Linked DNA regions of Homo sapiens: region 2 is linked to region 1. A link is an interaction called in ENCODE POLR2A ChIA-PET data of the cell type or tissue named here. Cell type or tissue: Panc1. All regions are shown on one strand.

The links. Peaks named below come from ENCODE experiments on the same cell type or tissue, not always from the same donor. Only the 100,000 strongest peaks of a DNase experiment are listed, where the experiment ranks them.
Region 2: POLR2A ChIA-PET joins it to region 1 with 5 read pairs; 3 of 35 experiments call an interaction of 5 or more read pairs at or near these places.

Annotation. Positions count from the first base shown.
Region 1 is chr6:9,331,882-9,334,381 of GRCh38, reverse strand. No RefSeq gene overlaps it. Among named protein-coding and RNA genes, the nearest start is that of HULC, 680 kb to the right of the region's middle. In Panc1, no CTCF peak of the experiment used is centred here; no DNase peak of the experiment used is centred here.
Region 2 is chr6:9,401,453-9,403,952 of GRCh38, reverse strand. No RefSeq gene overlaps it. Among named protein-coding and RNA genes, the nearest start is that of HULC, 750 kb to the right of the region's middle. In Panc1, no CTCF peak of the experiment used is centred here; no DNase peak of the experiment used is centred here; H3K27ac peaks cover 2,408 bases.

The DNA.
Region 1 (2,500 bases):
GTTCTGGGAGGATTCCAGCTAATGCACGTTTTCCAACTTCTCTCGGATCACAGCGGTATGCTACTACTACTCACGGGTGGTTTAAGCTCCTAGTCTAAAAACTGGCCAAGAAAGCCAGTTTCTCCACAATGATGCGGAAGCCATCAGCCCCAGTGGCCACTGTTCTTGGAACCATAACAGGCCCTGAGAACTCATGTTTCTACTTCCCAAGATTAATTTGCCCACCTGCTGGGCCAAGTACACATTTAGGTATCTAGAAAAGTGGAGTGTTGTTATTTCTTTTACTGATCTGTGGCCCAACATTGAGGTTATAAAAAACAGCTGTCACTTTTGTGGATTCAGTTATACAGCTCTAGTTATTTAGTATTTATTTACTCCCTAGCTCTTAAAGGTGATGGGAATAAAGTTCTCAATGCTCATTATTGGTGAAGTAAATATTTTCCAAACTAGAAGTGTTAGTTTTTTATTTTAAAATTCTTCTCAGCATACACTTTTTTGATAAAGGCTTGGTTTTAGATAAAAAATAAAATTTAAAAAAATTAAAATAAAAATAAAGGAATTAGGATTATTGCCTAATATATGAACATATGAACAACATACATAGTGAATGCAATATTTTTAAATCTAGAAAATAAACATGAAAGCTGGAAACCAAGGAAGGGGCGGCAACTTACAAGTGTCAGATATTCTGCTGGGCACTGAGGTTAAGTCTCTCATGAAATTTAATATTCTATAGGTGTGGTCAGGTCAGATAAATTAGAGCTTGCTAATGAAAATGTGAAATAAATTGTAGAAGCATCACACACTTTTGAAAACTATTTACATTTAGCTAAATCACTGAATAGACCAACATGATCTATTGACTATGCAATGAGTTAACAGGCCTGGGTAACCATATGTTGTTTGATTTTGGGAAATAGTACAGCAAAGTCACTTAAGATAATCTGCCTATGGTTCAATGGAGAGAGCATTCTAACAATTTCTTTATTTTTCACCTGGAAAAACTTCTCTCATTCAATTGCTTTTTTTTATGACTACTCTAGATATCTAAACATTGCACTTGAACCACAGGCGAAATTTTATAATTCTTTTATTTAAAAATCTTCTTAGGGCTGGTGGGGTTTTGTTATTATTTTAGGCACTATCAAAAATATGGATAAAAGAGAAATCTCAAATTCTCTTTCCCTGGAACTTGTGAAGAAATGGAGATAATGTGAAAGATTGAAACAAACAAACAAGAAAAAGATGAATACATCTTAATCTCTTGTGATTTGAGAAGGAGGCAAGATAACATGTTGAAAGCCCCACTAATCTGAGTTAAAGAAAGTTTGCTACTCATGAGGGCATTTTATGAATATCACTATGATTTTTCAACAGGCCATTTCACCTCTCTGAACATCAACTGCTAACTTAGAAAATGAATGAACTGGACTAACGAATATCTAAAGTCACTTTGAATTCTAAAGTGTTATGGTTCTTTTAAAATCAGTCGCAAAGTGAGATTGGACTAAAAATATTACCTCACCACTCTTACTCATGGTGTCAATTCCCTAAGCCTTCCTATCTTTTAGAAAAGTTTTCTGTTTGCTTAATAATGTATTTCAGTACTAATTGTAATACTAATAGCTTCATGTCAACAGGCGAGCCAAGCTAGAAAAAAAAAAAACAAAAAACAAGAGGTAGACACAGAAGTACTCTAAACCAGCTTGGTTTCATGTAGTCTTGTTTAAAGAAAACTTCCAAATTCCAGCTGTGTACTGTTTAAATGTCTCCTTAAATGAAACTGACAGAGGGAGAATAGGATCCAATTAGCAAGAGTTTCCTTTCCTTGCATCTGATAAGTTAACATCTGTGCCTTCTGATAAAGCCACTCTATTTTTTTTTTAGTGGCATTTGCACTATTCATTAGTTCCCTTTTAGTACAAATAGCTGACTCCAAAAAATGCCCTGGGGCTACAAGGAATTGTTAGACAGGTGGTAGAGAGGCATCACCTGAGAAGAGAACCTCTCCAGCTATACATTTGAGTTTCCACATTAACAATATACATTCAAATGGGAAAGAAAACTTTATTAGTCGCATTGAGTATTTTAATATTTCCAGTGATTCACTTAATATAATGTAATAAGGTTATGATGATATCAATAATGATGGCAAGATTAATTACTAATTCGCAGTTATCTGCTGCTTCTCTTTAAGGTACACAAAGTATTTAAGAAAATGCTGTTGCTGTTGTTGTTGCTGTTGTTGTTTCCTTGTGATTGTGTGTCCCTGTTCAGACGGGAAATTTTTTTTTCTCTTACCCTCATTCCCAAATATCAGGCCCTCAGGTTATATTTTTGTTTGCAGAATTCTCAGCCCTCCTCCAATTTTTCTGCCAATTTCCCCCCAGCTCTATCATGTCAGACAATGTCCTCTGGAGCCTCCATCTGTCAGCAAGCACCTCCATCCTTCTGTTTCTGCACGTAATACTCCCTCCTCTTCTGTCTTAAAGGAATTCAG
Region 2 (2,500 bases), 70 kb before region 1:
TGAAATGAAAGCCTAAAAGAAAACTCATATAACATCTGGTGTCCTTTATCCCCTGATGGCCTTTCATAGGATGATATGATGAGCTCGTTCTGATTTAAGACCTGATGATTTGGTTTGAGAAAACAGGAGGAGGGGGCTAGATGCAGCCAGGCTGGCAGCAAATTGGGATACAAAAATCTGCTCAAATAATTGGAAACACGACAGATTTTTTTTTTTGTAACTGATGCCAGTGGCATCTTAGTTTATCCATCTCTCTCAGTTGAATTTGTAAAGTGCATTATCTTATTGGTTTTAAAGTTTCCATCTCACTTATTTGCAGACGGAAATGTGAGCAAATCAGTCATGATGGATTGCCTAATTTTCTGGGCTGAATAAACCAGTTTTATGAGATTGTTGATTCCTAGATTATTAGTTAACAGAAACATTGATCAAGTTTTAACCTAAAAAAAAAAAAAAAAGCTTATCAGACTATTGCATTTAAACTGTTTCCTTATCGTTACATTTCCTTATTTTTACAATACTTATAGTATTGATAATGAATACGCTCATTAAAAAATTTAGAGAGCGTCTCATAGAGGGTTTTTCCTTTGCTTTTTGTATTTTCAATCCAAATGCTAAAACTGGGCTGAGCCACAGATGTCAGAAGATTAGTAATTACTCTGCCAGAAATCATCTCTGATCAAAAAGCCAGAGGAGGCCAGGCGCAGTGGCTCACGCCTGTAATCCCAGCACTTTGGGAGGCCGAGGTGGGCAGATCACCTGAGGTCAGGAGTTTGAGACCAGCCTGACCAACATGGCGAAACCCCATCTCTACTAAAAATACAAAAATTAGCCAGGTGTGGTGTCACGTGCCTCTAATCCCAGCTACTCAGTAGGCTGAGGCAGGAGAATCGCTTGAACCCAGGGGGCGGAGGTTGCAGTGAGCCGAGATCGTGCCATCGCACTCCAGCCTGGGCAACAAGAGCGAAACTCTATCTCAAAAAAAAAAAAAAAAAAAAAGGAAGGAAGAAAGAAAAAAAAAAAGCCAGAGGGAGGGGCGGAGAAAAACCATTCCCTACCTAGAAAATATAGGTCCAATTTAATCCGTTGCAGATTTCTTACTGCTTCACTTACAAAAGCTGGGAAATAAGGAAAACCAAATACTATAGAGCCATATTTTTTAAATTAAATGAATCATTTAAGGTTCATTGGCTGTGGAAGTATATGTGGTAATTAACAAGGAGAAGAATTTTTATTTGTTAATCAGAACCTTTTGACAAGGGGTTGCCTGCATGGATGCTCCAAATTTTAATGTTCCAATAAAAGCAATAAGGATCCAATAAAAATCCACCCCTTTATCATGTTTTTCTTCAAATTTGAAGTACAATCACAAAAATAAAATCATTTTGTGCTTTGTTATTTTAAAACTAAGAGTTGTAATAACCATGCCATGGGGGCTTGGGAGTGATTAACATAAATTCAGGCATCATCTTGTGAGTTTTTTTCTTTCTTTCTTTTATTTTCTGTCCGACCTTTTTTATGGTTGCGTCTTAGTGAATATAAACTTTTCCTAGTTAGAATTGCAAGTGAAAGAAGTAGTTTCTTTGCAAAAGGAAAGAAGGGAGTTAAAAACTTTTATGCAAGTAGACTTTACTGTGAAATGTTATCTTTTGTTAGTTCAAAGGTTCCCAAAGATATAAATTCTTCAGAACTGCCCTGAGGTGCTAGGGATGTAAATTGAATACTTTACAATTTGTAGACTGTTCCTGCAGTAATGTGTATCTCCTCTGTGAGTGAGTGTTTGGGGATTTTTCAATTACTGGAGTCTGAAAACTCAGAGATTCTTTAGGGCAGAAAAAAGGCTCTTCTCAAAGTTGAGTCACTGATGTTCAAATTAGCTGCCAAAAGCACTATAATGATCTGTGTTCCAGATTTTGCTAAACAGGGAAAAATGGCCCATTTTTGTCAGGGGGAAAATAACCTCCTCTAAACGCATCCATGAATAACTGCAGGATGGGTTATGCGATAGTTTGAAAGTGAAATGTATTGTTGATATGTGCTGTATATAATAGACTGATGTTGTTTCTAAAAGACTCAAATGAGCTTCTTCATATTTTTTTTAGGATGGTAGCTTAAGTATGGCCTTTAGGCTTACTGTTAACAGATTTTTACAAAATAATAAATGAATACAATGATAAAATGATATATGTGCATTTAAAATTAGGCATATTTCAGAATTCCATATAATGCAGCAAGCTCAAAATAAAGGAGTGACTAACTGAAAATTATAATTTTTAAATTTTCATCTCATTCTGCCAACTTTTTCTTAAAATGTGTGTCTTGCTCCCATCCCCAAATTAATGCAATTTACTGGATTATATTTCCAATTTCTTCTTATGGAAGAGCTGCTAAGCACTAGTGAAATAATACTAAAGAGTTAGCTTGGAGGAAAAGTCACCAAAAAATGAACAAAAGAAATAGCTTAACACTGGTACCTTCCAGCCCACTGGATCATAATGAA